Regions from separate parts of the Mus musculus genome. Here region 1 is linked to region 2. Evidence: chromatin contacts called from ENCODE Hi-C data. All regions are on one chromosome and are shown on one strand. Each heading gives the region's core, a stretch centred on a gene start or an enhancer-like site at or near the end of the contact. The rest is flanking DNA. Distances are from core to core; before and after follow the strand shown. Region 1 has its middle 31 kb from the start of Gm51973. Region 2 has its middle 41 kb from the start of Gm32219.

Region 1 (4,077 bases), core at 1,292-3,791, 280 kb before region 2:
CGTGTCCTCTTGTAGAGCTGGCAGGAGTGGATATAGTCTAAGACACTCTTGCTCCCTTCTCTTTGGCTATTAGATTATTGAATCACTGGAATCCAGGATGTTAGACCTTCCCTAGGCATCTCCTGCTGGAGAGGGAAAACCTGAAGCCCAGGGGCCAGCCAGAGGAGGAACTTTTCCCCTGGAGAAAGGTTCACAAGTTGTTAGATGATTACTGGTGAGACGTGAGCTGAGACAGTGGTGGGCGGGGATGGCCTCTGGGCCATGTATATCTCTTGGCTTCTGTTTGAACCTAACTCTCCTGTTGCCCCTCTTCTCAGTGTGGCCACATGCAGAATATCCCCCTTTTCTGCTTTTCATTATTCATGTTTATATAAATTGGGTTATTGAGGTTAGGTGGCTGGATCTGGCTTATTGGGGCACTCTCCTGTGAGCCTAAGTCTGATAACATTGTCCACTTTGCTTAGGCAAGGTGGGGTGATGGGAAAAGGTTTCAGCCATGCCACTGACAGGAAGATTCCGGGATGACTCACTCAGTGGAGGACAGCTGCTGGGGAGGAGAGTGGGAACGGTTTTTCTCTTTACTTTAGTGCTTTTTTGGTGACTAACTTTTCAGAGTCATAAAGTGAGTAAATCATTTCTTCCTTTTCAAAAACATTAGCATATAGAGATAAAGTGAAGTAGACTCCAGTATCGTGGATAATGGCTTTACAACATCCTCAGGGGCCATTGCTTTTATCCAAGTGTCCCTATTTCATGGCTTTACATGTGCATAAATGATCAAAGAAAAATTCTTTTTTTTTCTTCTTTCATTAAGCAGCAACCCAAGCTTGGAGGCAGTTCTCGAACCTTTTAGTAAATTTGCAGAGATTTGTCAGGCTCTGAAGTAAAGATTTGAAACTTCTGCAAGGATGCACTCACCCTTGGGGTTGGGGGTGGGGTGAGCTACCCAAAATGAGGCTGCAAGTTTCCTTCCCAGAAAGACATTTTAAACCCAGGGCAAGAAAATGCCTCTCTAAGTTGTCAGGAAAAGGTAGCCCTGGGGCACCCAGTGCTTCCACCTAGGGGCTTTGAGCCAGATAACTTTCCCCAGCCATGAGATTTCCTTGGGTGTGGGGAGTACTAGGAGTGGGGGTGAAGAGAAGCTTGAAGCTTCACATCTGCGCACCCCAGTTACTTCAGGAAGTCAGGGGTGAAAATACACCTTATCTCTATGTTCTAAAAATGGCTGCCAGATAGCTTTTTCTTTAATCACTCAATTTTCATTTCAAAGCTAAGTGTTAATAGGTCATTACAATAATATGCAAATTACTAACCAGAATACTGGCAACTGCTGCTTCTGCCAGCCCTTGACATTGCTCTCTTCATCTGACCATAGTTCCACTTCAGCTGGCTCTCTGCCTTTGGCCATGGCCAAGGTTTGATGATTCAGAGAAAGGCACACTGCTTAGCTAATTAAAATCTATACTTTTTTTAAATTATTATTTTAAAGCAAAACACTTTTTCCTCCTTATATTGTCAGGCAAGGTTGAATGAATACAACTCTCTTTGTGAAAAAGCTAAAAATAAATTCTGGGCTTAGATGTTATAGATGAAATTGCTGCTTTAAATTCTAAATTGCAGAAAAATAAAGGCTTCCTGGTGAGTTTGTGACTTAGCTGGGGAGGAGTAGGCGCTCTGCTGTTACTGCAGCCCTTGCAAACCGAGCAGAGCATGGGGGCTTGAGGAAGACCCAGAGCCCTTGTGCTAAAGAGCAACAGAAAGCTATGCTGCCTTCGGGGATTGTAATTCTACATCTATCCCAGCCTTCCCTACCCTGCCTGCACCACCCTGCAAGAGTCAAATGGATTTCTTTAGTCAATGGCAAGGGAGTATTGTGATTCCTGTTGATAAGTAAAGTATGTGCCAGTTCCTCGTGTTCTTCTGAAATACGGTACAAAATGGAGAAAAAGAAGTCAAGCCCCCAAGATTCTGCACATCTTTGCTGCCGACTGTAGTAATTGTCTGGGTCCAGGGCATCAATTCCCCTTGGTAATTCAAAGGAGGGCTTTCTGAAAGGGGGAAGAGAAGCAAATGTGTTTTCTTTTTTTGTAGTTTTTGGGGAGAAATCAGAATGTTGTAATTAAAACTTAGAAAATCAACAGTGTGACTTTGGATTTATAAAGTTCAAGTTTGTGATTTCAAGCTTTCTGCTAACTCTGTAGGAGCCTGAATTAGATGGCTGGAGATTGGTCGCTGATCCGAGAAAGGTAGAGATTACCGGTTCTCCATCCCAACCTGGGAGGACCTGGGGCCTTGGTCTGACATCACACCACTCAGAGGTTAGATTAGTTTTCAGAGGGCACGGAGGGCAGAGAAGTCAGAGGATCTCAAAAACATTTGCTTCTGCATTTAAGGAAAATAATTTACCCTGGGAAGTTGTCATCATTCAGGACCTGACCACTGGGTCAAGCCAGAGTGGCGGAGGAGGCTGTACTGCCTCGGAGAAGTGGCAGGGTGCCAAAGGGGCTGCCAGAGCCTGACTCGAACGCTGTGCCCACATAGCCCACCCACTGCATCTGGGTTGTTCTTAGGGCGCTTGCGCACTAACTATGCAGGGTCTAGGTTTGGCTCTGGGGCCGTGCTCTCGCTGTCTACAGTTGCTGACATGATTTCTGTCTGGGGTCTGTGTGCTCGCTGTCTACAGTTGCTGATGGGATTGCTGGCTGGGGTCTGTGCGCTCGCTGTCTACAGTTGCTGACGGGATTTCTGGCTGGGGTCTGCTGTTTTGGTTTGCTCAGCTGATTGCTTTCCTCTATATCACAAAGCTATTTTCTCTCATCTCTCTTTTTAATGTGTTCATTGCCAAGGATCGAAAATGGGAGCATTTTCTGCTGGAGAGAAAGCCTTGGAGCTATAAAATGGCTTCTTGTTCTTTCTTCAAATTCCATATGAAAAACAAACAAAACAAACAAACAAAGTCGGGAGAAGGCGGCAGCTATCTGCTTCCAGAGTCAGCTCTGTTCCCAGGCCTGTTTCTTCCTACACTCCAGCAATGTTTCCAGGACCAGATTACAGCTGGTCCCCATGCTGGGCTAGCCCAGAGAATGCTAGCGGACCTGGGAACTGTGTACTTAGAAGCAGAGCTTCTTAGAAACTTGTTTTAGCATTTCTTCTCTCATTAATCTTTCTGATGTACATCTTACTGTATGCATAGAATGTTCTAAGTAGCCCCCATTCCAGAGTTCATCTACTCCTTACACAATCCTCTAAATTAACCCTTTATCACCATTGTACAGACCAGGAAAAGGCACAGAGAAACCCAGCCATTGTCCAACGCAACCCCACAGCATGGGGAATGCTGTCTTTCCTTTGTATGACTCCTGTATTCCAGCCAAACATGAGCCCTAGTTCTTCTGTCCCACGCCTGTGCTCATATCTTTTCTCTGTGCTGGTAAGTCCTTTTGTTAGTTCTATATTGTCTGAATGCTATGTAACTTTTCATGGTCAGAGGCAGACACTGCCTCCCCCAGATAGCCTCTACTGATTGCCTTCAGCCAGAGTCATTCTCCTTATCCTAAAATGGCAAAGCACCCAGTTTACCGTGGAGCTCAGGGCTACATTCTTCCCTAGAGTCTAGTGCTGTGCGCATGCGCAAACCTGATCTTTGTAAACACAAGCTAAACTTTCCCTGAAGGCTCTGTGCCTTCGACCTCACCCACCTCCCTCCGTACCTGGCTGAGGCCTTGGACTTTTAGACAGTTCCTGTTGCTGAATTTATCACATGACAGGCACCTACACACCGTAAGGCGATTCTTCCCCTTGAGCAACGGAGTTTGATACACATTGCAATTAGGCTCTTATAAAAATGCTTATTATGAAATAAATATATTTCTATATCTTAGTCAGAAACTACCATTTTTCCCAAGGGGCAAGGCACTGTGTACTGTGCAACAAATCTAACCTGAGTAGCTCAAGTGTAGGATGTGACGGTCATAACAGGGCATTGCTTCTTTGTTTCTTCTTTTGGAGAAAGGGTCTCTCTGTGTGTATGCCTGGCGGTTCTGCAACTTGTTACTTAGCCTGGAACTCCGAGATCCA
Region 2 (4,291 bases), core at 528-3,027:
TGGAGTGTGTGCCCTATGAAGTGTAAGGGTAGACAAGTATCAGGGTGTAACAAATTCACCCCAGAGCTCCAAACTTGCCTAGATCTGCTCTTGCTCACTAGCCCCTCCACAGTCCAGGGAGACAGATAGGTCGGGGGAGAGCCTTCTTGCTAACAGAGTTCAAATCTGCCCCTTGGGGGAAATTTGCGTAATCTACAGTTTTATTACCAGCTCTGTCCCTAGCGATGAGGATTTAGGAGGAAAGAGCCCTCAAAACCACACGGGGTCTCTGACCACTTTGCTCCTGGTCCTCAGTGGTATCGTTAGGGGAGGCAGCTGAGACTGCAGCTGGTAGACATTATTGTCTCTCCCTCCCTTTCAGATGCATGGGTCCCCGGTGGCTCTCCGACTGCCTCCCTCCCTCCTTTCAGCCCTCACTGGCTTTATAGGCCCCAGTGCCTCTAGACCCTTGTGTCAGCAGGCCCACGGGGGTACTCTGACTCTCAACCCCGTGTTTTTATATCCTGAGAGAAAAGATGAAGGTAGAGGGACACGGTTGTACTGTCATTCTCTCAGACATCTCTAGCTCACCCTCCAGGGTGGCCAAGTTTTTAGAAAACTTAAAACTCCAGCAAAAGCCACGTGTGGTGCGTGGTATACGCCTTTAATCCAAGCACATGGGAGGCAGAGATAGTTGGATTTCTGTGAGTTCAAGATCAGCCTGATTAGCAAAGTGAGTTCCAGGTCAGTCAAAGCTATATAGAGTGAGACACTATTTTAAAAACAAACAATAGCAAAAAATAAAATACATACAAACTATGTAATTGTCAAATAAGAAAATTAATCAATAAAAAGAAAACTAAATTTAAAGAAAAAATCTAGTGAGAAAGACAGCAGATGGACATTTGGGAGCCAGCAGTATACAGATGGTGGCTTAGTGTAGGGCAGATAGAATAAGACATTCTCTCCTGGACTGTGGACAGTGCACCAGAGGCCAAAGTCTCCGTGGGTCAACTCTTACGAGGACAAATGAGAAGAAACAAATCTCAACCAAACTCCAGATCTACCTCAAGGCAAACTCTTGGGTGTCACAGGACGTTTAAAATCGGGGAACAGCCACTGTGACTTTAGGCTTGATCAGAGGAGAGGAGAGGAGAGACAGGTACTTAGAACTAGATCATTGTTATTCCTTGAGTTTTTATTCCAGAGAAAGTTACTGGTGTTTATTTGGAACAGTTATAAAGAAAACCACCCACAAGGCAGGAAACCGGCAAGAAACAGCGCACACTCTAGAATCTTTTGGATTTTAACACGCGGACTCTTTAATCAAGAAGTTGCTTATAGAGTGGGCTCTTCAGCTACTCAAAATAGTCCATGGTTTTATTTGGGGCTCTGCACCTAAACATTTTTGTTGTTGTTGTTAATACGATGGGGAGAAAAGAATACATAGACCTCTTTATCCTAATTGCTAGTCAAGAATGGGAGCACAGAGAAAGGAGGGATTAAAAACCGAAAGGCTATTTGCAAGGAAATAGCTCCACCTGCTGATATGGGCTTCCGTGGGTGAGATGTGAAGGGTTTTTTGTTTGTTTGTTTGTTTGTTTGTATGTATGATTATATTTTATTGGATATTTTATTTATTTACATTTCCAAAGTTATCCCCTTTCCCGATTTACCCCCAGAGAAGTCCCTTATTCCATTCCCCCTCCTCCTGCTCCTATGAGGGTGTGCCCCTACCTGCCCACCCACTCCTGCCTTCCTTCCCTAGCATTCCCCTACCCTGGGGCATTGAGCCTTTAAGGGACCAAGGGTCTCTTCTCCTGTTGATTCCCAATAAGGCCATCCTCTGTTACATGTGCAGCTGGAGCCATGGGCCCCTCCCTCCATGTGTAGTCTTTCTTAGTTGGTGGTTTAGACTCTGGGAGCTCTGGTTGTTGATATTGTTGTTCTTCCTATGAGGTTGCAAGCTCCTTCAGCTCCTTCAGTCCTTTCTCTAACTCCTCCCCTGGGGACTCCATGATCAGAAGGAAAGGCCATCCAAAGACTGCCCCACCTGGGGATCCATCCCATATACAGTCACCAAAAGCAAACACTATTGTGGATGCCAAGAAATGCATGCTGACAGGAGCCTAATATAGTTGTCTTCTGAGAGGCTCTGCCAGAGTCTGACATATACAGTGGCGGAAGCTCTCAGGCAACCACTGGACTGTGAGTTCTTTTCCAGACATTTTACTACTTAACAAACGCAACCTTCGTGCTCCCTCTAGAGGCCAACAGATGGATAACATCTCTGCAGAAGAATATCCTAAACTCTGCAGTTTCATTTTACTGTTAATTACATTTGCTCTTAGACAATTTCAGCAGGGCATATTGACCACTCTCACTGTGCCCTGTTCCCAGATCTCCCTACCAACCCTGTCCACCACATCCCCATCCTTTCCTCAAATCTTTCTTTTGGGGTCATGTCTTCACTTCCTTTTGTGACCCACTGAGTTAAACTGGTGCCATCTGTGTGATGTGATCACTGGCTCGGAGCTGGAGTCTTGTAGGCTGAGCAGTGGGTACACGATTAATGTTCAGTGGTACAGGACAGGGCCCTGTGGCCCCTCCCCTTCTATGACTGACAGGGCCAATCTTGCGTGCGCCCCTTGCAAATAACCAGTTACTATGAGTTAAGGATTGCAAATGTTGGTCTAACGAATGGCATTTCCTTGCCCGCCACGCCATCTTTGAAACTTTACACACTGCATTCCCCCTCTTCCTTAAGGGAAGTGGTCTAAAAGACTTGTTTAGAGCTGACGCCTCTCTCTCTCTCTCTCTCTCTCTCTCTCTCTCTCTCTCTCTCTGCACAGCACGCTCAGGCACTTTGAAAGCTAGCCCGCTGGGGTGGGGATGAGCGGGCAATTGAGACTCAGTCTCAGTTTGCTTTCTTTACATCATACAACCTTCATACAATTGTGTCCTATCGTCTACAATATGGCTTTATCCTCTTATTTCTGGTTAGGCGACCAAGAGAACCAACAAGAGCCTGTATTGGTTTGGAGGCCTCCAGTGTATCCTGACAAGAGCCTGTGTAGGTATCCCACACAAGAACTGGGAACTGTATTTAGTAACACACTGCTTCATGGCGCAGTCCCATCGGAGCCAGCAGGGTAGCAGTCTTCAGCTCTCTTTTATATGTTTGGTTACAAGATAATAGGCTTGCATATGGCTTCCTTTTGCTCTTTGTCCAAGGCAATCAATCCTCTCCCTTCTTTAACACCATCCTCTCCCCAGTCCTCCCGCCTTGTTTAAATTTCCACAGTGTTTCTCCTCTATAATTTTCTTCCTCCCTATAATTTTATTTTGCTTATGTTCTTACTATCCCCCATCATGTAAGGTGCCCCTCCCCCACGACCTCTTCCCAGTGTCCTGGCTCTCACAAGCACTCCTTGTTAATGAACAGACAGCCACCAAAGCAAAACAAAAAGCCAAACACCAAGAAAACAACAACAACAAAATTAAACAACAGGCTTCAGAGCTAAACAGGGATCTCAAAAGATGAAATCCAGATGGTAAGAAAACACTTGAGATGGTTTTTGGCATCCTTGGCTGTCAGGGAAAGGCAACTAAACTATTTAAAGATTCCATCTCATCCCAGTCAGAACCGTCACCATCAAGGTTGTGATTCTCCAAGGAACAGAGCTGGTGGAATGAATCTATACTAAAGGGGTACTTATTAGATTGGCGTGCAGAGTATGATCTGGGTGGTCCAACAGTGACCATCTCACGCCAGAGAGGCCAAGAACCTATTAGTTGCTCAGTTCCCGTGGCTGGATGTCTAAGCGGTCTCAATCTGGCACTGAAGGTTCCAAGAGAGCCACTGGCCTTCATGGCACCCTGGAAGACAAAAGCTAGGTCCTAATATCAGCAAAGCAATGCAGCAAGATAGACAAACCTACCAAGGAGAGTGAAAGAAAGCAAGTGGGCCAAAGCAAGGGTTCTTTCTTCCATCCTTTATGTCTGTGGCCACTGGAAGGTGCTGCCTGAGTTCAGGGTGGGAAACCCCACTTCAGATAATCTGATAAAGAACATCCCTCACAGGGAGCCCAGCAGATTGCCCTTTAGTTAATTTCAGGGCTACTTGAGCTGACAGTGAAGATTAGCCAACTCAACAAGGACATCATCATTCCTAGGCGAGTCTGGTCTCTGAATGTAGAGCCACAGGGAAAGTGAAGTGCCTCGTAATTCTAATGGAAGGAATCCCAGGGTTAGGCTCTGTCCACCTGCATCCAGCAGCTGAACTTCAGAAACAAGTCCTGGAGCCAAGGAC

The links. Hi-C counts contacts between places; a loop is a spot of excess contacts on that map.
Region 1: a map of Patski shows a loop between it and region 2 (2.1-fold over the local background). The contact joins two enhancer-like sites. A Hi-C loop is called at or near these places in 2 of 37 maps with a recorded cell type or tissue (CH12.LX and Patski).

What each region holds. Positions count from the first base shown.
Region 1 is chr12:70,775,369-70,779,445 of GRCm38, reverse strand. No RefSeq gene overlaps it. Among named protein-coding and RNA genes, the nearest start is that of Gm51973, 31 kb to the right of the region's middle. Within about 2 kb of position 2,541, at least 1 of the 3 ENCODE cell types and tissues checked has a DNase peak (open chromatin) inside an H3K27ac peak, as active enhancers do.
Region 2 is chr12:70,492,942-70,497,232 of GRCm38, reverse strand. No RefSeq gene overlaps it. Among named protein-coding and RNA genes, the nearest start is that of Gm32219, 41 kb to the left of the region's middle. Within about 2 kb of position 1,777, at least 1 of the 3 ENCODE cell types and tissues checked has a DNase peak (open chromatin) inside an H3K27ac peak, as active enhancers do.